Linked DNA regions of Mus musculus: region 1 is linked to region 2. The links are chromatin loops, found by intact Hi-C in ENCODE. Cell type or tissue: left cerebral cortex. All regions are shown on one strand. Each heading gives the region's core, and the rest is flanking DNA. Links, peaks and the distances in the headings are about the cores only.

Evidence for each region. A loop is a pair of places that touch in the nucleus more often than their neighbours do. Peaks named below come from ENCODE experiments on the same cell type or tissue, not always from the same donor. Only the 100,000 strongest peaks of a DNase experiment are listed, where the experiment ranks them.
Region 1: it touches region 2 in a loop (4-fold over the local background); 10 of 42 quality-filtered maps call a loop at or near these places.

The regions. Positions count from the first base shown.
Region 1 is chr11:80,477,474-80,489,999 of GRCm38, reverse strand. It overlaps Cdk5r1 (cyclin-dependent kinase 5, regulatory subunit 1 (p35)), which reads right to left. Exons shown (of 1, transcript NM_009871.3): 1 at 8,816-12,526. The coding sequence starts at 12,491. The coding sequence ends at 11,568. Myo1d (myosin ID) reads left to right here. Exons shown (of 22, transcript NM_177390.3): 22 at 5,618-7,873. The coding sequence ends at 5,774. Among named protein-coding and RNA genes, the nearest start is that of Cdk5r1, 6.7 kb to the right of the region's middle. In left cerebral cortex, for the core only: a CTCF peak has its summit at 5,588; DNase peaks (open chromatin) are centred at 8,136, 8,505, 8,749, 9,343 and 10 more places; H3K4me3 peaks cover 3,999 bases; H3K27ac peaks cover 7,882 bases.
Region 2 is chr11:80,608,223-80,620,748 of GRCm38, reverse strand. All of the region lies in intron 16 of Myo1d (myosin ID), which reads left to right. Gm38907 (a long non-coding RNA gene) reads right to left here and starts at 1,953. Exons shown (of 3, transcript XR_880037.2): 1 at 1,744-1,953. In left cerebral cortex, for the core only: CTCF peaks have their summits at 5,241 (motif pointing right) and 6,135 (motif pointing left); DNase peaks (open chromatin) are centred at 5,204 and 6,123; H3K27ac peaks cover 2,361 bases.

The DNA.
Region 1 (12,526 bases), core at 1,793-9,792, 130 kb after region 2:
TGATGCAACCCTGACCAAAACAGAAGCAGCGTTTCCCCAGCAGGGTTTTGAAAGAGCTGCCCTCTGAGGCTCAGCATCCTGAAGCAGAACTCACAGAAAAGAGCTACAGGCGTGCAGCCCTCCGTGTGAGCTAGGGCGAGTGGCATCCCGTGGGGTGTGGCTCTGGGGGTCGATGCCCAGCACGAGAGGTACCTCTCATCTCTCTCCAGCCCATATCCTGTGACCAGACAGCAGAGAGTACTCACTAGCTTCACCGGCTGCTTCTGACCCTCCCACACACAGTCCCAGTTCTGCACCTCAATTCTATGCCAGCCAGCCCAGGCTGCCTGCAACCTCCTGGGTCACTTTCTTGGCTTGGCTTCAGTCTAGAGACTGCATTTCCCAGATGACCGGGGGCCTGAGGGACATTGTTTCAGGCTGATTCAGCTCCTGGACATGTGGTTGTCCCCTGTATGCAGTGTCTCTGGGTGCCCGGCTAGCACTGCGACTGCATCCACCGGAAGAGGGGAGTCTAGGTGAGGAAGGAAAGAAGCCATTTGCCTGCAGTGATGGCTGAGAACAGATGACAGAGATGAAAGTCCCCAAATACCACAATTTGCTGAGCCACTAAATCCGTAACAGAATCTGGGGAGTAAAGGCCCCTCCCCCCACAGCCAGCCTCCCTCAGCAGCTGTCACTTGGCTTGGCACACCATCAGAGGGAGACACCCTGTCTCCATCTCTGTTCTCTGTTAACTCTGACTCTATAAAGACCCCAGTGTGTGCTGTGGCTCAGGACAGAATTGGGTCCCTGCTCTCTGCCCCACCGCACCCAATCTCCTGTGCCTGCTAGGACTGCCCCAGGCCCAGGCCCCACGAAGCCTCTTGCTGGTTTGTTGTTGTTTTGAGACAGAATCTCACTGTGTGAGCCAACATGTTCAGTCTTACTGTACTTCAGTCATTGTGGCTGAACTTAAAATAAGAACGTCCCCTAAAGCTGGGGGGTGGTAGCACACGGCCAGGGAGACAGACATAGAGAAACCCTTCTCAAACTAAACAAACAGAACAAAATAAAGGAAAGGACTTCCCTGTTTTCTCCTTTTTGTCCTCTACGTCCTACTGTAGAAACACTCCACACCAAGCATCACACCTGCGGTGGCCAGTGCTGTACAGCCACAGCCTCTATCGCCTCTAGAACACTTCTGCCACTCCAAAGGAGAGCTAAGTCCCTCCCCTCCCTGACACCCCTCACAACAGCTACTCTGTCCCTGTTGATGTGTCTAGTGGGTGTATTTCCTGTCATTTACAGTATGTGGCCTATTGGAGCTGGCTCCTTTCAAAGTTTATTACCCTGTATTGATACTTTACTGCTTTTCCAACAAGTCGATTGGACAGTACTATCCCAGTGAATAGATAGACCACACTTTGCTGATCCATACAACCACTGATGGGCAAGGAGGCTGCCTCTGCCTTCTGTCAATACTTCTGCCATGGATACTGACATTCAAAGGTCTGGTCTGAACACCTGGGGGTGGAGTTGCTGGGCCAGCCACGTCGTGATTGTTTAGGACGCTGGGGAACTGTGACGCTAGAGCCATGCATGCTTTCTGCCTTTGTGCAGGGTGTGGGTGGCAAGCAGTGACCTCCACAGCTGCTCCTCTGCTCCAGCAGTCCCCTCTTCTTCCTAAACCCTACGGCAACTTCCCAAAGATGGCTGGGCACCGGTTCATTCAGGGCTGGGCCAAGGGAGGCAAAAAAAAAAAAAAAAAATCACCCACCAGGCGCCTGGGGACAGACATCCCATTTCTCACGGTGACAACACCAAGCACTCTTTTTCCTGAGGACTGCCTGCCTCCTGAGACTCTCCCATTCCACAAGCCATCTGGCTACTTTGCCTCTGGAATGAGTTTCTTGAGTGGGTGATTCGGGCCTAGGAGAAGCACGGCGGGTGGGTTGAGCACAACGCCCCCCTCATTATGAGGCAAGAGTAACCACATGCCAGGAGGAGCCATCCGCAGTGTGAGGGACTGAAGCCTGTGATAGCACGCTGACCCAGCAAGCCCAGAACCAATGACCTGGCTAGAATTGCCCATGTGTACGGGAGCACCCCTAAACCTCCTGGCAGTGTGCAGGTCCTCTGAGACCCCTCACCCTCCATCAGCCTGTAGGCCAAATAGGCAAAGCACATCCATGCTTATGACATGAGGGCTCCAACCCTGTCAGGTTGAAACAGAAGCTGAGGATGCCCAGGCTCTACCTCATCAGGCTGGGGGCCGTTCAGAACAGAGGCAGCCAGGTGGCTTATGAGCCTGATGGCGCTCGCTCTGTGAACATGTGCAGAGAGCATGCGCCAAGTCTGCAAAGCGGCTCTCCTGAACCATCTCTCGTGGAGGGTCTCAGCACTTGACTAAAGAAGTGACCCTCCCTCTGGATAGTGCCCACATTCCACAGAGCTCATGTCTTTCTAAATGACTCTGTACATTCGTCTCCAGAGGATGGAAAAGACCCTGTCTCCAACCATCCACTTATTTTCTGTATTTCTGGGACTCAGGGCCTTGAGGTAAATACTGAAATAACTCTTAACCTGCCCTCACCACAGAGTAGGTGAAGACTAGATTCTCACGTATACTTTATGGCTGTAAGAGACATCCCACAGGGGCTTGCCCAAGCCCAAGGACCGGAATCCAGGCCTGTAGCCCTAGACTTGAATTTAGAGGTCCCAAATGAATCAAAGGCAGCCTCCTGGGCTTATAGTACCCGACCCAGGAATCTAGGACAGGAAGCTGAGGCACAGGTTCAAGGTCAGCCTGATCTATATACAGTGAGATCTCATCTCAGAAGAAAGAAGAGGGAGGCATGTGGAGGCATGGCATCCTTTCTTTCCCAAGATGTCCTAATTGCTTCTCACTCCATCGAGAGGAATGCTAGGAATTGAGAGTTCAGGGTTTGACACAGACAGAATCTGCAGCTGTGGGTAGAGGTGGCAGGCCCAGAAACATGACTGGGTGTACCAGTGAGAAAAGCTCCTCCTTGTGTTTGTACTTTGCCTTTCTGTGACCGCCTCCCATGTCACCAGAGGGCCAGGACACAGTCACTCCAAGCAAGCTCCCTGGGGCAGGCTGAAGCCCAGCACTACCCATGAAAAGGAGAGGAGGCCCCGCACTTTCCTGGGTCAGAAAGAGAGACCCTCCCTGGGACGTGGGAGCCAGCACAGGCCAAAGAAGGGGGCCCAGAGCTGCCTGCATCACAGTGCAGAACAACCCAGGTCCCTGTTCCCTGCCTTCCTCCCAACAGTGGCATCCTCTGGAAGGGAGGGAGGCCCTGTGCTGCAAGGCTCCTGAGAAACAAGACTGTCCCTTCCTCCCCTTCTATCTGCTTCCTGTCCCGGGCAGCATTTACTCCACCAGGCTGGGACAGAAGGGGGAAAGGAAGGAGAGCAGGCGAGACTGTGACACCAGCACTCTGCTTTCCAGATAAAGTCCTACCAGCTCCTGGGATGCTCTTCCTGCCTCTCCCAGACCCACACAAAACTAGAGCAGTTCCCTAAACATCCAAAGAAAGGGAAGGCTATGGCTGATGACACCCTGTTGATGACGCTCTGGCCAAGCCATGACTGAGAAGGCTTCTATCAGCAGGGCCCGCAGAAGCACGGGAACAAGGCAGGGTGCTGCTGACTCTCCGCATGGTGGTTCCTCAAGATGACACTGAATGAGCCCCTCTAGGATCCATCCCCAGGGAATCTGAGAGAACCCAGTGTACACCCTGCTCTACCAGCCCCAGGAGGGGAGGACAGGATGGCTCCTTGCATCTCCCCTTTCCTGCCCTCCCAAAAGATTTAAGCAGAGCAGGACACAGAAGACCTGGACTGACAGGAGAGGCAGGGAGGCTAACCAAGCTGGGGAACCATCTTGTTGAGAGGCATCCCTAGAGCTGGCACTGTGCCTACTATGGTCCAGTGTGAGGCCACAGTGGACCCACGCATAACCTGCTGCAGCCAAGGGCCGGCCACGGATCTAGCCTGCAGAGCCCCCTTGGCTCCCAAGGGATGGGAACGAGCCTGAGTCACTGCCTCGGATGGGCTCTGGTATTTTTGTCCAACTCTAGTTAAAAATAACTGTCTGAGCCAGGTTCTAGCTGCAGCTGACAAGACATTAAGCGTTTGGTACTTAATGCCCACATGTCTCTCCTGTGCCATTTGCTGCCTCCAGTCATGGCTATTGAGGCAGGCAGGAACCAGCATCTCGGCTTCTCCAACTCTGGGGCCTTCTGTGAGCCGAGCCACCGAGTGTCCCTAGACACCATGCCTTGGGGCCAGGGCTGCAGGAAGCGCCCCTGCTCAGCACATTGATCCCCAGGATCATGTCATGCAGCCTGATCATTTGCCTCAGCAACTGGGTCTTCTGGACCAGCCAGTGCTCTGGCAAGTACAGCGAGCTCTTGTTTAGGCTGGGTGGGGCCCGGTGAGCGCTGCTCTCAACCCCCGGCTTCCTATATGGCCATTCAGTACTCATCAGTCAGCGCTGGGAGCTCCCTCAGCCTGAGGAGACCAGCAGGGTTGAGACCCAGCCTGTTCCCCGGCATGCAGCCCCAGCAGCCCCAGCAGCCCCAGCAGCCCCAGCAGCCCCAGCGAAGGAGCCCATCCTAACTGGATGCTCCTAAAACAGCAAGCCAATCTCTCTCTCTCTCTCTCTCTCTCTCTCTCTCTCTCTCTCCTCCCAACGGATGCAGCCCGAGCTGAGGGGGCAGTGCTGGAACAGGCTGGCGTGTGCACACACACGCTAGGTGCCAGCCTACAAGTTTCTCAGTGTTTATAATAAGCAGCAGCTTAGTACATTGAGCACAGGGTATGTTGCTGGAGGCGAGGGCTCCCATTTCCACACCATCCCCAAATGGCCTTCCTCAGGCTCTCCTGGTGGACAGGAAGTAAGATGCCATCCACCTGCCTGCTCTGGAGCAGGCAGGTAGTGGGGCCGTCTACACTCGGTGTTCGGTGTTCGTTGCTCAGGCTAGCTGTAAACTCACTCTGTAGCCCAGTAAGCCTTGAACTTACTCTTCTCCTAACTCAGCTCCCTAGGTAACAGGGACCACAGGCCTACTGTACCCTGGGACTCAGCCTCAGACCCATTTTTCTTTTCATTATTTTATTTATTCACTTTATTTCTCAGACCCACTTTTGACAGCCAGGCTCCTTGGCAAATCGCTAGATGGATTCAAGGCGGACATTCCTTGAGGGGCTGGGGGAATCCTAATCTCCCTGTTGGCAGTCAGAGATAATTGTCATGATTCAGAGCCCTGGTGCTCTTTCTCCTGGGACACCCAAACCCCAGATGACTCAGTCCATCCAGCCCTGGTGGCGAATGGCTCAGCCACATCCACCTCCCTGGTCCATGGGAACACAGGGTTCCCTGGAATGAACAATCCTTCTGCCCACAGCACACACCTCAGTGCACTCTCTCCTCCCCCTTCCTCTGGGTCCCCTCCAACCTCTGTGCTCACCTGAGAAGAGAGCGGATTGAACCCTGAAACTGCCACCCTACAGGAGCCTGGCAAATGGCAGGGCCCTGAGGGTTGCCAAGGAAACCACAGCACTGTGTCTGCCCACTCACTGGCCGCTTGGCCTGTCTGTTCTACTCTTGCAGTGAGAAGCGCCACCTTCAAGTGAACGTCACCAACCCGGTGCAGTGCAGCCTGCACGGGAAGAAATGCACCGTCTCTGTGGAGACCCGGCTCAATCAGCCACAGCCTGACTTCACCAAGAACCGCTCGGGCTTCATCCTCAGTGTGCCCGGGAACTGACTGCTGCACATCAGAGGCCTGGCCCAGGGGAGCAAGAGCCTGAGCCTGGCACAAAAGGCAGGCAGGCCCTCACTCGTCCTCTGCATCCCCACACTCGTTCCACCTCGATCAGCATCCCAGGAGCTCAGCTAATCGCTGTCTGCCCTCTAATGCCACTAGAAATCAGCTTGTAAGGGCCTCTGCTAGGCAGGGCTCCTCTGCCTTCTCATGGCCCTGCCCATGAGTTGTCCTACCTGGCTTTCTGCCTCTGCCTCTGCCCTCTCAACTTTCCATACCCCCGCTCAGGAAACCAAAGACCCTCTTCAGCCCTCTGGGCTGACAGCTAAACCACTTCCCACCTCACAAGCAACTGGACGGTACCTGTAGTTGGCAAAAGGCCACTGGCCACTGCTGACCTCGGCAAAGGGATGAGAGGCACAGAGCCCAGGATGCAGTTCCTGGAGCCCAAAGCCACATTCCTTCCCCTAGAGGTTTGGATGCTGCATCCATGGGCGTAGGACTTAGTCCTCCTCTGTGACCCCCTACCTGATGCCTCCTTCCCCGACATGATTGCAGTCCTTGGGATCTAGCTCCGAGCCCCTCAGCATAAGCCCTACCCCCAGCAGCCAGCCAAAGCCACCAGGTGAGCAGATTCATCTGCAGAGCCCACCCCCCAGCCATGCTCAGCCTGGATCCCTCCTTCCCAGAGCCTGTCCCTGGGAGATCTTTCGCCACCAAGGTTCTAACCGCAGACTTTCTAAGCACTTCTCTCAGAGAGACGCCCTGCTGCTACTCCGAGGAGTCGGCTTCACTCACAGCCCATGCCCACAGCCATCGTAACCTGCTTTCTTGCAGATTGCCAGGTTACTAATCTGACACCCCCTTTGCTGTAAGCAGTGTCAGGACCTGGTGAGGAGGTGCAAGGAGAAGGCCCTGCTTGGCGTGCCCGTTCCCTTAACCCTCTAGCTGCACCTGCCTCCTCCCCACTGGAGACCTGGAACTCTCAGAGAGCCAACGCACGCAGGACCCAGAGGTGGGAGGTAGAACAAAGCTGCAGCAAAGAACGTGGAGTCCTGGCACTGCAGGCCAGGCCAGGGTGCCCACCTATGCCACATACCTGCCTGCTGGAGCCTTGCCTGAGCCCTGCTGGCAAAGTGCAGCATGTTTGCCAGTGTCTGCCCAGGAGGGAGCATGCCTGCTTCAGAGGTCTTCCTGAGAGCCCTGCTCCCAGCCTGAGCTGTTGAGGAGGAGGCCTATGCCGGCACAGGCTTGCTGTGGGGAACCCTAACATGGAAGGCTTGTAAGGGGCAGGAGCGAGCCACAGGGCTCTCAGAGCCAGGCTCACATTCTCTTCACTGTTGGCCAGTCTCTGCTCCCTCATCCTCACCCTGCCACCCTAACCCACTAAGTGCCTGTGCGCATCCTCCTATGCCTTGCCCGGGGCCTGAGGGAGTCACCTGGCTGGCCAGGGTGGGTCCAGCACCTGGTCTCCTACCCCGTTTGCAGAGCTGTGGGGATGTTTACACACAGGAAAGTTTGCAACCAAACTCGGTTGCCGTGCTGCCCTCCGGAACCGTTCTCATTCTCCAAGCCTGGTCAGCTGCCCCTGCAGTGGCTGCTGTGCCGCCAGCCAGGTTTTGCGGATCGATCGCTGGTGGACCTGACAGAACCATGTGACTGGGACCTCACCTTCCCACCCCATCACTGCCCCAGCATATTGCTTTACACTAGACATGCTCAAGTGTGTTCATGCACACCAGAGCAGGTCATGCCAAAAGAGTTGCAGGTCAGTGGGTGGGGTTCTCCTCCCACCCTCTGATGTCGTCTGGGACCTCTGACCCAGGCCAGAACCTCCCACTGAGGACTGCCCTGTCCATACGCACTTTCTTATGACCTAGAAGTCAGTGTGTGGCCACTGAGGGACCTGGAATTCGGGGTGTGACTGACCACAGTAACAGCAGAGGAGAGGACACAGTGATTGTATGCATGGAGTAGGGGTCTCTTGAGTTAATGAAATGCAGTTTATGGTTTGGTGCATATATTCCTATTTTCCATTAAATTAACTTTATTTCTAAAGCATATTTTGATTTACCATCAAGAGCAATAAAGCATTAAATCTTATTTTAAAGGTGTTCTGTTTCTCATTGAAAAATAGTGAAAATTTAGCTTAGTCAACTACCATCCCGGAAGGTAGGAGAATTAAGCACAGATTATGTAAAACGGGGATGATTTGCCAAGGCTTTTGAACAGAAAAATTAGGAAGCCAGAAGCAAGAGGCTGCCTCGGAATCCAGCCGAGGAACTCTGAAGCCTGGGCTCTGGAATCCTAAGGGACCATGTTTCTGAAATAAACACACAGAGGACAGCACAGATCGCCGCGGAAGCTGTTAGCCCAGCACAGCCTCTTCTAAGAGCAGGAGCCATGGATAAGGTGGAGGCCCCAGGGCACCCTAGCACCCAGGGGCTCAGCACTGCAGGGTCTTGCAGTCACTGGCAGACCACGGGACCCGCCTGGACAAGGCGAGGAGCCCTGATCACAGGGCTCCAAACAGTGGGTGCAGAGCCAGCCAGAGAAGATTCCTGCTGCCCTCTTCCCAGCTGCAGGCAGACCAGACACAGAAGCTGGGGTAGCAGCACACTTGGGAGACCCCGAGCTAGATCCCTCTAAAGCTAAACTGTTGGAGCACCAGGAACCTGCCCACCCCTGCTGGCCTTGGCTTGACACTGAGCACGAAGGCCCAGGGGAAAGTGGGAGCGGCAGCCTTGGTGCCAAGACAACACAGAGCCTAAGGCTAGATGCCCAGAAGGACTTACATGGCCGGTACTGACCAGGCCTTCCCTAGACCTGACTGGCCCTCTGTGGCTTAAGCTGCCCCAGGGAGAACCTATCAGGTCACTACGCCAAAGCTGACTTCCCTCTGTGCTGCTTTAATCACCTCTGTCTGTCCCAGTCCTTTCCCCTAACTCTGTCCCCTTCTCCCTGCAACCCGATTTCCCACATACAAACCATGCATTAAAGCTGCCCCCACTGCATTTCCAAATGGCGGGGCCACAAACAGGATGTGACGGATGGTCAGTGCATTTTATTGAATCAGCACAGTACAAAAATAAATAAAAATAAGGGAAGGGGAATTAAATTACAGCCAAACTGAGCTTCATGACTCATCAGATTATAAACCATACATACTCACAAACACGCCATACATACATACAAAAAGAGACAAATATAAATTAATATTAACAGTATCCACAGTTTGGTCAAAGAATAGCTACAGAAGAAATTTCACCAAAAAAAATAAACATTTTAAAAAACAAAACAAAACAAAAAAAATCAACAAACAAACCCAAAAACATCACATGTGTGTAATTAGCAGTATCGGATGTACAGCTATGGATAATTCTGGGCAGGGGATGGCACATTTTCTTCTCATTGCAAGTTTAACACTGCTGGAACAAAACTAAATTCTAATAACTGCATGGAAAGAATACATCAACCCTTCACGGTTGTAAGGAAAAGAGAAAAATCCAATCCTGAACTATGCTCCTCCCGTGGCTCCTCCTCGGCGCTCGTGATTCTCACGGCCAGCCATCTGCTCTAAGGTTATTTTTCTTAAGACACAAAATTCTCCTGGTTCGCATGCACGGTACCACTGTAAAAGCAACAAGAATAAAGGGGTTTTTGTAGATTTTTTTCACATTTTTCTTTTTTTTTTTTTCTTTTCTATCTTGTGTGTGTGTTCTAAAAGTGTCTTCATAGCAGCATGTCAGATAGGTTCTTTGCTCGAACACTTAAGTCTAGCGGTCGTTCCTTTACACAGTACTGAGAGCCAGCGCAAGCAGAGAGGACACGGGCTTCACAATGGAACCAAGGAAGCTCTTTCCTCAGTTGCCGACCACTTCTGAAATATGCACCTTCTCAAAAAAAATGTTTTGTTTTGTTTTTTAAAAATTAAGTACAAAGAGAAGGAAACAGTCAGCAAAGCTGGAATCCTGTTACCGCAGCTCAGTGGACCAGCGACAGCGGCTGGCAGGCTATGAGGATGAGCCCGCTCCTGCTTAGACTGGACACCTGAAGGTCTTCTCCCTACTGCCCCATGGGGCTCCAGGCGCGGTCACCGTGGCAGCAGGATGTGAGGATGGGCTGCAGCGAGGCCTGCACTCAGCAAGCCTTGCAGGGCTTTCCAGCTCCGTGTCAGACCATCTGAGGGCCCAGGATCGGCTCTCTAGGAACCCGGATGAGGGGCCGGGGAAAGGCTCTCTAGTCTGTCAGGTCCGCTTCCCCACCTCTGTGAGTACGTCGTCGGCTGAAAGGCTCTGCTCCGGGCCTCTTCCATTGAGACCTCAATTTCACAGCTTTATCTTTATATGCAATTTTTCAGTAGTGCTTGTGCAAGAAGTTGGCAGTCACCTAGAACCTAATCCTATGCAAGATGACCTCCGCCTTCCTCACTGTAGCCCCCAGCCCCAGCCCCAGCCCCCCACACCCCCCCCCGGGGGTGGGCAGCAGGAGAGGAAGAGGAAACCCTCCGCAGTATCTTCACATTGCTCTTTGTTCCCCAAAGCTGGAGTGAGGGCCATGCAAGAAGACTAGCTCCCTTCTCTTGGACCACTTCCAAACCCCAAGCCACCAGTCTGGGAAAACTAGAAAGAAAAACCCTTAAAGTTCAGAGTGTGTTAGGCAGCTGACAGGGATAGGTGGGCGGCCACACCCTGCAGCTGGAAGTGCTCAGCTGCACAGTCACCAAGCTTCCAAACTGATCAGGGGTCACACTTCCATCGTGTAATTGTCCCCAAATGCATCTGTCTCAGTAGGTTGCACAGAGCAAAGCCTCTCCAGGAAGAGACGGAGCTGCCTGGAAACAGCTTAAAATTAACAATTGGGGGGGGGGGGCAGGGATGGGAAACAGCAACACCCCTATTGACTGATCTCACCTCCCCCCAACGATACAGAACAAAGATCACGGGCACCAGCGAGAGGCCTTAGCATGCAAGTGGGCACCAACCTGATCTCAGGCATAGACACCCACCCGCCCAGAAGGCAATGTTGTTAGTGGGTCCCCGGCGCTGTTCTGGCTTTGTACACAGGGTACAAACTGTGAAAAGCTCGCTCAGGGAAGGAGCTGCCCCTAGCTTCACCTCATCCTTTAGCTGGGACCCAAAACGGGTGAGGAATCTAATGAGCAAACCACCTCATTAACCAGCACTAACGTGGGAGCAGAGACAAAAGGATGGGAGGGGAGCTCTGTCCTGCCAGGAAAGGAAAGCCCTTCTCCCTAAAAAAGCACGCAGCAAACCAGGGCCGTGCATGGTCAACAGTCATCAGCAGTCTCTGCAGGCTCCTGCACTGATGCCCCAGGGCTGTGCAGATCTTGCCTCACTCACAACCTCCTGGATCCTGAGTCAGGACAGCCAGCTCCAGGAGCCTTCAAGAGAAACAATACCCAGAAAAGGGCTGATTCCTCCAGGGCCACCAGCCATGGGCCCCAGCTCCGATCATGGGACAGTGGGAAGCCTCATCTACCCTGGATCCATCGTGGGTACAGGTGACATGGGCAAGTCAGTCCCTTGAGTCCCGGAAAGTGAGTGGTCAGCAGCCGAAGTGGCTCTGAATGCATCTTTTGGGTTCGCGCAAGGTTCATCAGTTCGAAAGTCCCCAGAGTTCTTGAAAGGGCTAAAAAAAAACCCCAAGGAAAGAACGTGGGAAGAGGCCCTTGGTGGCTCTGCTAGACACATACTGTACACAAAACTTGATTCTTTTAGTAATAAAATTTAAAAACAAGTGGAATCCTTGAGCCAGGATACCGGCTACAGGGGCTCACCGATCCAGCCCCAGGAGGAGTCGCTTCTTGTCCTCCTGACCGCTCTCATTCTTCAAGTCAGAGAACACTTGTGTGAAATAGTGTGGGTCGGCATTGATCTGCAGCATCTTGGAGCTCATGAGGTTGATAACTGAGAGGCAACGGTCCCAAAAGGCTTCCTTACAGCTCTCTACCAGGAAGGGCTTGAGCGGGTAGGAGATCTCATTGCCCATGTAGGAATAGGAGAGGTACAGACAGGTCAGCAGGACAGCCTGGAGCTCATGGTCGGAGCCCACCTCAGAGGAGATGACATCCCTGCAGAGCATGTAGAGGAAGACCACATTGGCCGGTGTGATGAAACCCTGGTCCTGCCAGCCCTGCAGAAGCAGGGAGCGGTCCACGCTGCGCAGCCAGAGCACGGGGTCCGTTGGGGACAAGTGCTTCAGGCGGTAGCACCGGCGGCAGAGAAACTCACCCAGGCAGCGCAGCAGCTCACTAGTGGACGCCTGGACGATGACCCGTTTGGGTGTCCCTGCAGAGGTGATGGCAGGGTGCGGGGCCTTCTTGACAGAAGAGGAGACCCCAGTCTGGGAGCCAGAAAGCTGGCTGGCTGGGGGTGCGGGCGGCTGAGCCGGCGGGGGCTGGGCGAATGTGGACAGGTTGGCACAGGACAGCGACTTCTTCAGGTTCTCATTGTTGAGATGCGCGATGTTGCTCTGGTAGCTGCTGTTGGGCTGCGCCTTCTTGGAGTTCTTCTTCTTCGCTGACACCGCCACGATCCTCTTCCAAGGCAGCACCGAGATGATGGAGTGCCGCTTCAGGTTCTTGTCCTTGGCGTTCTTGCTGTTCTGCACGGCCGTGTAGTGGCCCACGGTGGCCGCGCCATCCTCAAACAGTGTGGCCTTCCGATAGCTGGGGGATAGGGACAGCACCGTGCCCATGGTGCCACTGCGCGCCCGGCAGGGGCCGGCACCCC
Region 2 (12,526 bases), core at 2,950-10,949:
AACATATAGCTCTACTTTTATTATTTTGGCCTAAATTTTTAATTAACATTTTATTACAATTAACACATTTTGAATATTTAAGTAAAGATGACATCAACCCAGTCATTATCCAGCTCTCTCTTATGCACAGTTTTAAAACTCAAAGCCATGACGTATACACTGTGCATAGGTATTCTCATACAAAATCCAACAACAGCATGAAGATGTCCCGCCCACACTGAGTGACCTTCTAGGTTTTCTTCCTTGACTCTTACATGTACAAAACTGTAGTCTGAGTTTCAGTGATGATGCTCATCTATTCATAAACCCTTCCATCTCCTAAAAATTAAAAGCAGACTCTTCCAGCATCTCATTCAACCAGCTGCATCTCCTCCCATGCCGTGGGCTGCCATTGTCTCTCGCCACTGATCTGCAGACACAACCTGTACTGCGTACCTCATCACCATGCTTTTACACATGCTACCTGCCTTGTTCTCAGTGTTCTTCAAATGACACTGCCCTCCACCAGAGCCTCCCAGTGAAACATTTTAAATGGCCATCTTTACTTCTCTCCACTGCTTGTCATTTGTGGGGCTGAGATGATGAATTCAGTGGGAGGGAAGGCCCTTGAGCCTGATGTTGGTTACAAGATTCCGGCTTTCTGTCATCCTCACTTCTGTCTCTAAATGATAGAGGTGGGTAAAGCAGGCCCATGTCCGGTGTGAGTAGGACATGGGGGTCTCTTACATTATGAGTTGTAAGCAGGACTGATTCAAGGTCATTTCTTTAAAGCTGATACTTGCTTTCTTGAGTGAGCAAAACATATGTTCTAGGGATTGTATGACCCCTGGGAGTGTGCTGTGGGTGTAAATGCCCTAACGTATGTTGTAAATACTCAGGGCAGAGAAGCTCTTACTCAGCTACGTGATTTATAAGAATCTTGCTCAAAAGAAAATGCTTATTGTCCTTTTTAATGCCTGTACTTTTCCCCCAGTGTCTAAGTCTTAAGCCATTTATTCCTTTGCATGTATATCTTCAGCTCGGTTAGCAGTAGGTCAGCAGGAATGACACGCGCAAGTGTACATTCCACGGGAGGCCACCCACACATTGCCTGTTACAATGTTACAGATACTAGTGAGTTCTTAACAACTATTTGTGTACGTTCGGCAATACCAAGCAAATGAAGGAACTAGTATGTGCAAGAATTATTCTTGACTGAGAAAATAGTCTTAAAGGTTTTATGCTTCCTGAGTTGAAGAGTCACAAACCTTGCTGATTTCTAGCGTCCACTGTGGTTCTTCCGAGCCACAGAGGGTTCTCCCTATAGTCTACTGTAAGACATTGAGTTCCAGTCTCCACTCCATAGGACAGCGTGCTTATTAGATCACGTGTGCCTCAGTTTTCTTAGGTGTACAAGGAAAATAAAACCGTACTTGGGGGTATAGTTACAATTATTAGATGAGTCAGTGTACTCAACATAGTTTCAGCACTCTGTAAGTAATTTACTTACTTTCTGTTGTTATTAATACCAATATTGCTGATTTGGACTTGAATCAAGTTATTGCCATAGCTATGCCATATAACCATGTGAATTAGTGCCAAAGACTGCTGGAAATGATTATTACAAATGCGGTGGCTTAAAACAACAGAAGTGTATTCTTTCATATTTCTAACAGAAAGTTTTAATTCAGTTTATTGAGCAAAAACAAGCAGAGAGCAAGACAGTGCTCTCTCCAAAGGTGGTGAAGGAAATCAGTCTCCTACCTCTTGTGGCTTCTGATAGCTTCCACCAGTGTGTGGCTTGTGGGAACATCACTCCAATCTCTATTCTTGCATCTGCCCTCATGGAAACAGTGCTGTCTGCTCCTGTACCTCAGGTCTCCCACTGCCACCGTCTTGTGAATTATGGGACTGCATTTAGGCTCCAGCCAGATAATCCAGGATATTCAACCTGTGTTAAAAGCTTTAATCATATAAACTCTTGGACTATTTATTGCCATTAAAATATGTAGCGTATTAATATCAACAACCTCTTAAAAGGTCTGCCTATAAATATTGTATAATTTCTTTGGTCAGAAACATCTGGGCTAAGTTGCGTCACCTGAGTCAATATTTTCTTCAGTGCTGTTTAGCAAACCAACTGTCTTTGGTCTATTTACCTAACAAATAATTTACAGAATGGTTTTCACTTGTAGAGTCATGTGCGGGGTTCTTCGCTATTCTTCAGGAACCCTGTCTAGCAAAACTAGAGGGAAAACCTGAGATTCATCTCTCTTAAGAGAGAGTGGGATCTAGTGGGTAAGTAACCCCTGACCTCTGCAGTCTGCAGTGGGGAGTGTTTGTGCTCCTCTCGGAACAGACAAGCAACACGGAGGTGTTTTTCAGTTGCATGTGCCTCCTAAGTGAAAAACAGAAAATAAGTCATTGTAATTGGCACAGTAGAAACCTCCCTGGGTGGTGGTGTTCTGAAAAGAAACGGCAGCTTCCCACCAGGCATGCGCTCTCCGATTTCCTGTCAACCGCAGTATATGAAACAGAAAAGGTGAGAGAAATGATCACCACACAGTGGCCAGTGGGATGTACAACCCAGAGAGCTTAAAATATACCTATGTCAGCCTTGTCTTCTCAGGCCTCTCTATGAAAAGAACACGATCCTATAATCCACACATAGCACCAACCTGCATGTAGGTGAGACTGGTCCAACTCCAGGTACAAGAAGAAACAAATTCTGTTATAGTCACTAAGTTCTAGGGTAGTGCAATAGGCTGAATAATGGACTCTAAAAGATGTCTTCTTTCTAATCCCTGAAACCTGTTACCTCAGTTGGGAGGAAAGTTTGCTTCTGCACATGCACTCTGTTTCCATTTTTATTGGATATTTCCAAATGTAAAGAAAGTCGAGATTCTTTTTTTTCTTTTCTTTTTTCTTTATTTTTTTATTAGATATTTTCTTTATATACATTTCAAATGCTATCCTGAAAGTTCCCTATACCCTCCCTCCTCCCTGCTTACACAGGTTCAAATGAGAGAATCTCAGAATCCATGGCCCTTTGGAAGGACAGAGACCTGCTGGGTCACCTCTCCAGAGGGGTGTGAGTGAGAAATTCTCACAGCAGCTGTAATAACGCTGGGGCTTTGTTCATGGCCATGTCTTCTCATGAAACCTCTACCAAAAGCATCAGAGAGCTAGCTAATATAGTCTAACCCAAAAATGGCTTCTTTTTTGGAATCAGAACTTTTAAATAAGTTTAATATATTGTCTTAGTTAGGGTTTTACTGCTGTGAACAGACACCATGACCAAGGCAAGTCTTATAAAAAACAACATTTAATTGGAGCTGGCTTACAGGTTCAGAGGTTCAGTCTATTATCATCAAGGTGAGAGCATGGCAGTATCCAGGCAGGCATGGCACAGGAGGAGCTGAGAGTTCTATGTCTTCATCCAAAGGCTGCTAGTGGAAGACAACTAGGGTGAGGATCTTATACCCACACCCACAGTGACACACCCATTCCAACCAGGTCACACCTATTCCAACAAGGCCACACCTTCAGATGATGCCACTTCCTGGTCCAAGGATATACAAACCATCACATATATATATTTTAATTTTATAAACTTTATTTTTAAAAACTTGAAAATAAAAAATTCATACACTCCTATATATGAAAAAAGAATATGAGCTGGTGAGATGATGGCTCAGCAGTTAAAAGCACTGACTGCTCTTCCGGAGGTCATGAGTTCAAATCCCAGCAACCACATGGTGGCTCACAACCATCCATAATGAGAAACAAATTTAAAAAAAAAAAAAAAAAAAAAAAAAAAAAACAACAACAAAAAACCCTAGGTCAGAGCAAGCAGGGCCCGGAGTGAGCGGGACCTGGAGTAAGTAGAAGTAAGGGGGGGTGGGGGGAAGAAGAAAAAAAGAATACATAATTTAAAAAAATATATAATCCTAAGAATAGAAGTTCACTGAATCATATAAACTTTAGGTCTAGTCAATAACTTTGGTATATGATGTGATGTTATTAATTACAGTTTTATTAATTTCAAAACCAGTATAGAACTAGTAAATAATTTTTGTTATTTTGGTTTTACAGAAACCAAACAACAGAAGTCTAGTCTCCCCCACAGTCTCATCCTCTTTATTCAAGTGTTAAAAGGAATTTTCTCATAGGCCCTGTGAAGGCAGGAAAAATTACACAGTAGAGCTCGTGGCTTCCTCCTCAGTCATTTCTCTACAAAAGGGAGAATAGAGGTCTGCATTTTCCTTAGTCACTTGATGAATGACACTTGAGCACTGAATTTTGCCCCCACCCAAAATAATAGTTCTTTATTAAAATCCTAAAACTGAAATGAACAGGTAGGTAAGCAAGCACTTAATTTAGAATCTCTGCATTCTATACTGGGAACCAGCTTAAGGTAAAGATTTTGTGTTTTGAACGAAATCCTTCTGCTGGGAAAGCAATGTTCAACGAGACTCAGACTTTTCCATTTGTCACTATGTCAGGGGCCAGTGGTCTTTCAAGTTGATGTTTGTCTATGCTAGACTGCTCTAGAGCATGCTGTTAGACTGCTCTAGAACTGTGGCTATCAACATTGCTGTTGAAGTTCTCCATTGCTGAAGACCATGACTGCTGCCAAGTCTCTACTGTCCTGAACGTTTGTTTCTGAGTGGTTTGGCTCTTCCTCACGGCTGTGTGACGGGGTGAATTTTTCTTTCTGTGTTCTGCTAACCACACAGTTACTGGGCCCTCCCTGCAGGTCAGACTCTCATGACCTTTTCTCAGACAAGCAACTCTCATGTATAATAAATGCATTTGTTTTATTCAGACCAATAATGATTCATTCACCATCAGGCACTCTTTGAAAATCCAGTCCTGAATGAAGCAGAAATAGATCTTGTCTTTGTGGAATATACCTTCTGGCCAAGAAGTGAAGCAAAAGGTGTGAACAAAGAAATAACTTCAGCTTATGTAACGCTGTGGAGGAAGGTCCCTCGGGACCAGGATGCATGGAGCCAGGATGCTCTGCAAAGACCTCTCTAAGGAGAGCTGACCCTAGGACTAGATCAAAGAGAACAGGGAATGGACCAGAGAAACACTGAAGCAAAGCCTGCAAAGCAAGACGAGCATCTGAAGGCCTTCCCTGCAGCCTGCTGGCTGGGTCTGCCCGCCCACCACCTTGCACATGGCTGTTCCTTCAAGGCTCAGTGCAGCAGGGCTTATCTCCACACAGGGTGTCAGCTGGAGCCTGGGTTTGGATTTAGTTCTCTGTAAGGACACCTGAGGGCGGCTATGAGGGAGTTCCATGAAATATTCATCACAAGCAGTCAAGAGGGGTGAGAAAAAAGAGAGAGGTAGATTTTGATGATCCTAATGTAATTCTCAGGATCACAAACAGAAATGGCTATAGGCAATTTAGTGCTGGGGTTTATTAGAAAGGCCGTCTGAACTGGAGGTAGGTGTTCCTGACTTTGCATGAAACTCCTGGCTTGGCTGGTGTGTTGACTGGCAGACTCTCCACTATAGCTTAAGTCTTCTATAGTCAAATAACTGTATTATGTGGGTGCACACATCTGTGTATCTGTTCATATCAGTTCATCTCCCTGCCTGTTTCCCAGTGACTTCCTTTTCCTCAGCGGCTTTTACATCTGTTTCACAGAGATTTCTCATGGTAATTTGATATTAACCCTTCTTAGTCCCTGACCAGAAGGAGCCTATTAGCATCCTGCCCACTCACCGATTATGCCCATCTGCTGTACCTGACAACTAATTTGCATTCCAAAGAATCTAGAGCTCTTATGGGCATGCCACACTTTTAAATCATATATAATCTGTAGAATGCACCCTACTAACTGCCATTCCTGGTGTGAGCATGAGAGAAAAGAAAGCCCTGGTTGTAAGCCCTTTCATCCCTGTGTAGCTTGTATCTTAAGAAAAGCATAAAAATTATTTTATGGACATATACTTGATTTTTAGACTAGGAACAGCATTTCTAAATATAGCAGCAACCAGAGAATTGAGAAAAGCAGATGTTGACAGCTGTTCCTGCCCCAAACTTAACACTCTTAATTCTCAAAGTATATCGCTACACAGAAACAGAAAGTGCAGTTCACATTGGCACAGAGAATACTACCTTCTTGCTCCGTCTGGCGCCCCCTCATGGTTGTAAGATTGGAACTAGCAACTTCAGCAACCTGGCTTACTGTTTCAGAGAGACACTGCTAAATCCTTGGGCAGTTTCAGAAGACACAGGAGTGGCGTTTTGTTTTGTCTTAGTTTTCCTCAGAAACACTGAGTAAAATTCTTGTCATATTTTATTTTCATGAACTAATAACTATATCAAAGTTGTCGTAAAGGGCAAAGTGTAGTCTCAGGAAATATAAAAGACTAGCTGGTTTTCTATACAAAAACTTCTGCAAAATTTTACTATGTAAAATTCTAAGTACAGGATGGCTTTTTTTTTTTTTTAAAAAGATGAAGAAACATGAAGAAACAGTTTAAAAAAAAAAAAAGTCAAGCCAGGCATGGTGCTGCAAGCCTGTTATTCCATCATTCAAGAAGTGGGGGCAGGGGGATTCTGAGCTGGAGGCCAGCTGGGACTACACAAGGAGACCTTATCTGAAAACATTGGGTGGGAGGATGCTGGGGAATTTTTTGGTAGTTTGTGAGGATCAGAGTTCGGATTTCCAGGACCCATGTAAAATGCTAAGAAGTTGGGTAGGGTACCTGTAACTCCAGCCGCTGAAGGCAGAAGGTAAGAGCAAGCTCACTAGGGAAACTAGCCGCATCAGTAAGCTCTGGGTTTGATTGAGGGACCTTGCTCCAATGAATGGGTTAGAAGAACATTAAGGATGATTCTCTGCATGAACACAGGATGAGTACCAGTGCACTGTTTTCCATCGCCTCCTAGGCCATGGCAAGAGAGACCTTTGAGATAACGTGTATGTGTTATCAGGAGCTGTTGGGGTCGGTGGTAGATTCCCTAGATGGTCAGCTTTCCAGGGAAGAACCTGAAGCCTCTCCCTGCAGAGCCGGCCAGGGAGCTGTCCACCTCGCCAGTGCTGGATTCCCGAGCAGCAACCTTGCTCTGCAGTATTGGACACTTTATACAGTTGGAGCCTTTTAAAGGGGTTTGTAGTAAAACAATACTGAAAGACATGGTGGCATACACCTTTAATCCCAACACTCAGGAGACAGAGGCAAGTGGATCTCTGTCAGTTCTAAAGCAGCTAGAGCTACATAGTGAGACTCCATGTTGAAAAAGAACTAAAGTCAAGAAGTAGGCTTCATGACACTTTCAATCAAATATATTGTGTATTTTGACCGCATTCACTATTTCCCCCTTCTGCCCTCCTCCCTACTCATTTCCATCCTTGTCCCAAATAGGCCCTTCTACATCCGTGTGTGTGTGTGTGTGTGTGTGTGTGTGTGTGTAATGTGGGATCCACATTGTATTTTTGTGAGTCTGGTTTATTTCACTTAGCATGTGATCTCCAGTTTCATTCATTTTCCTGCCATCATCCTGAGTGAGGTAACACATTCACAAAGGAACTCACACAATATGTACTCACTGATAAGTGGATATTAGCCCCAAACCTAGGATACCCAAGATATAAGATACAATTTGCTAAACACATGAAACTCAAGAAGAATGAAGACTGAAGTGTGGACACTATGCCCCTCCTTAGAATTGGGAACAAAACACCCATGGAAGGAGTTACAGAGACAAAGTTTGGAGCTGAGATGAAAGGATGGACCATGTAGAGACTGCCATATCCAGGGATCCACCCCATAATCAGCATCCAAACGCTGACACCATTGCATACACTAGCAAGATTTTATCGAAAGGACCCAGATGTAGCTGTCTCTTGTGAGACTATGCCGGGGCCTAGCAAACACAGAAGTGGATGCTCACAGTCAGCTAATGGATGGATCAGAGGGCTCCCAATGGAGGAGCTAGAGAAAGAACCCAAGGAGCTAAAGGGATCTGCAACCCTATAGGTGGAACAACATTATGAACTAACCAGTACCCCGGAGCTCTTGACTCTAGCTGCATATGTATCAAAAGATGGCCTAGTCGGCCATCACTGGAAAGAGAGGCGCATTGGACACACAAACTTTATATGCCCCAGTACAGGGGAACGCCAGGGCCAAAAAGGGGGAGTGGGTGGGTAGGGGAGTGGGGGTGGGTGGGTATGGGGGACTTTTGGTATAGCATTGGAAATGTAAATGAGCTAAATACCTAATTAAAAAAAAAAGAGATCATCTCATTCTTCGTGATAGACTAGAATTCCATGTGTGTCTACACCATGTTCTGTGGCTGTGGACAGTAGGTTGATTTTGTGTCTCTACTACTAAGGATAATGCCTCAGTGAACAGAAGCAGGCATCACTGTAGCCTGCTAACTTAGAAGTTAGGTTTTTTAAGAAGTTAGTTGTTTCCAGGTACCTCAGGAATACTGAATCTTTCTTAAGCTAACCCAGGTATCTTGTTTTTCCTTTGTGCTCCCTCCAGAAGACACATGTACCACACAGGCTTATTGAATGAAATAAGACCCCCACTGCTTCTAGGAACATTTTATAAGTCAGAAAAGATTGAAAGAGAAAATAATCTAAATGCCAGTGTTTTATAAAGATACGAGGTATTTCCCAACTAATAGAGTAATAAAAATATAACTTATATTTAGATGTGGAAGCTTAAGTTGCCAGAAAGATAATTAGTATTATTGCTGGAGTCTAACTCTGATACCTCTAGGTATATAGTAAGTGTTGTTTGTTCTTTTTCCTATTAAAAACAAGTTATTGTTGATGAATATTTAGTATCTCATTGGACCTGTATGCTAAGAAGTAAAATAATTACCAATTTCAAATATCATATTGTTCCAAAATGGTGTTCATAGTTAATTCTTAGTTAACTTTCTAAGAGTACTAAGTAGAAATTGCTCAGCCAATATTTAGTGTACTTTTTTCTTTTTTTTTTTAGTGTACTTTTTCTATATTACAAAAATTTGAGTCATATATTTTCATTTATCAAAGCTATTTGCCAAAGTGAACTTTCACTCTCTTATGAAAACTCGTCTTCTGATGTATAATTCCTCACAGCAATCCATTGGTAAATAATGAAAACAGCCCTAAGTAACAAAACGAAACAAAAATCCCTTTATAACTATAAGTTAAGCTTGTCAGCAAACCCTGATGTGCCTTTGTGGTAAGTGCCATCATAGCTGCAGTGTGTAAGTCCCTCTTCGTGTCTGCCTCTATCTTACCATAACACTGTGAACCTTTTCTCATGAAATCAGAACAAGGTTGTGTTCGTGCTGTAGAAAGAGAGCGAGTCAGTTGAGACATGGTGATTTGGGGACTGCCTGTCTTTACGTGAAGAGTGTAGACTAGGCTGTATTTGAAACCAGCACTCCTGTTGACTGTCAAGAAAGCTCAGGTCTCGTTCTCAGAAGGAAATCAAATGAAGGGCACTGCCCTGCATAGGGTCACTGGCTCCCAGTTGTGATCAGTTCTTGGAGTTAGAGCAGCCTGAGATACTGTTTCCGTATGTACTGTAAGCTGCAGAGTACAAAACATCCGCCTGTCTGGACCACTAAGAGAATTAATGAGATGCTGTGTGTAAATCACCTTACTCAGAGGCCAGCACAGGCCTGGCACTCTCTCCTTCCCTCTGTCTGCCAGCTGATGAGTCCAGTCTGTCTTACGTGAAGGACTAGGGTTGGATGAGTAAGACTGATAGAAAACTTATCAAGGCAGATTATTTTCATCACAATATGTTTAAAGCCCCTAGTCAACGGGAGGGGATAAACAAAAGATCAGGATTTTAAATAAAAGTAAGATCTGCATTCTTAATTTTTTCTCTTCTCCTCAGGTTCTAAGTGGCTTAGTATAAGTATAGCCCTGTGTAGTACTCTACATTGTAACTCCAGAAGAGAGTAAATAAAAATTAGTTTTACTTGGGAGGCAGAGGCAGGCGGATTTCTGAGTTCGAGGCCAGCCTGGTCTACAGAGTGAGTTCCAGGACAGCCAGGGCTACACAGAGAAACCCTGACTCGGAAAACCATAAAAATAAATAAATAAATAAATAAATAAGTTTTGCATTCTTAATTTCCAATCTGTTTAACGAGCCTAAGCTCATTTACATACTCAAGCACTTATTTTCAGTTTGCTGCATATGCCCCCACCTGTGTTCAGAAAGCACAGATAAATAACGCTTAGATCTTGCTGATTCAACTTTAATTTTTGTGCATTTATTGCTTGTGTGTTTATGTCTATGTGTGCCGTTGTACAAGTGTGGAAAACAGAGAACAGTCTTTGGGAGTCTGTTCTTTCCTCCCACCATGTGTGTTCCAGAGATTAACATCAAGTCCTCAGGCTTGGCAGAAGGCACCTTTAACTGCCGAACCTCATTGGCCTACTCCTTTAAGAGAGTGTGTGTGTGTGTGTGTGTGTGTGTGTATACACACCTATGTGGACACACATATATAAAGACCATCTCACTTATGAAAAATTTGTTCTTCTCTATCACTTAAAAATAATTTTGTTATTTTGAGATAATTATAGATTTATAGACTTACAAGGTTAATATAAAGAATTTCTATGCTGCCCCAAGTGTTAAATGCTTTTCCCATATTTGCTTTGTCATGTTTGTTCTCTTTGCATATATCTATGTAAGCATATACACAGAGACATAGCTGTATCAGATTTTTGTTTTTGTGTGCATATGCACTCGGCTATTTAAAGAGAATCCAGATATTATGTCTCTTCATAGTACTTCATCATGTGTTTCCTAAAAGTGAGGACATTCTCTACCATAGTTATAAAACAGCTATAAAATTAGAAAATGTTGGTGTGGTTTTCTAAGGAATTTACTCAGTTGAAGAAAACATAGGGGTTTTTGTTTGTTAGTTTTTGTTTTTATTCACTTTACATCCCCATCACAGTCCCTCTCCCTCCTCGCTTCCCAGTTCCACCCTTACCAATCCCTCCCCCCCATTACCCCTCCTCTTCTCTGAGGAGAAGGTGAGCCTCCCCTTGGGTGTCACCCCACCCTGGAGCATCTAGTCCTGGCAAACTGGGTACATCCTCTCCCACTGAGGCCCAATCAGGCAGTCCAGGTAGGGGGTAAGGGGAGTCAAATGTCAGGGAACAGAGACCAAGACAGCCCCCCATTCCACTTGTTAGGGGACGCACATGAAGACCAAGCTATACATTTGCTACAAATGTGTTGGGGTCTAGGTCCAGCTCCTCTATGCTCCCTGGTTAGTGGCCCGGGCTCTGTGAGGTCCCATGATTCTGTGGATCTGCTCGTAGTGTCTTTGACCCCTCTAACTTGCTTACTTCTATCCCCCACTCTTCCACAAGACTCCCCAGGCTTTGCCTGATGTTTGGTCGTGGGTCTCTGCATCTGACTGCGTCCACTGATGGATGAAGCCTCTCAGGAGACAGTCATGCCATGTTCCTGTCCGCAAGCATACTAGAGCATCATTATTACTGTCTGGGGTTGGCTCTCTCCCATCGGATGGGTCTCAAGTTGGGGCAGTCATTGGTTGGGTGTTTCCTCAATCTCTCCTCCATCTTTTTTTTTTTTTTTTAGGTATTTTCCTCGTTTACATTTTCAATGCTATCCCAAAGGTCCCCCATACCCACCCACCCACCCCAATCCCCTACCCACCCACTCCCCCTTTTTGGCCCTGGCATTCCCCTGTACTGGGGCATATAAAGTTTGCAAGTCCAATGGGCCTCTCTTTGCAGTGATGGCCGACTAGGCCATCTTTTGATACATATCTCTGCTCCATCTTTATCCCTGCACATCTTGTAGGCAAGAAAATTTTTAGATTGAAGGTTTTGTGGGTGGCTTGATACCCCCCTCCCTCTTCTAGTTGTCCTGCCTGGAAACAGGAGGTGGTCACTTCAGTCTCTATATCTGCCCCCACTGGTAGGATTCGAAGCTAAGGTTGCCCTCATAGATTCTTCTCCCTTACAGTAAGCTTGGTGGTGGAGGGCAGAGAACCTTCCCACATTTGTTTTTCTTGGTTTCTTTCCCTTTGCCAAAGTACCATGTTTTAGAGTGGTGCATTCTGATTGTGTTCAAAATGAGGTGTCTGTATACAGAAATGTCTGTAGTCAAGTATGTGTCAAAAATATAAATATTATATAATGTATATATCCAGAATGTCTCAAGGTATCTAGTATGCTAATGTGAGTTGTAAACTTCCAAAATAGGTATTTCAGTGTACAGCTTTTCCAAACTTAATGAATAGTTAGTCCCCTTTTAAAGGGGCATTGTAAAAAGCCTATTTCAGAATTCACAATGGAAACTCTGCAAAAGAAAGACTTATCTCTGGCTGGTTCTGAGTTTTCAAGTATCTAGGGAACCATTCAAAACTGAGATATTTTGTAAGCATCTGGCACTAAAATGTAATAGGTAATTTTTTTTTCTTTAAGGAGGCAAAGTTGAAACATCCCAAGACACCACTTTGGATCATTTCAAACTCATAAGGCTTGACAAAAACACTATAGTTCTCTATCAAAAAGCAGTTTAG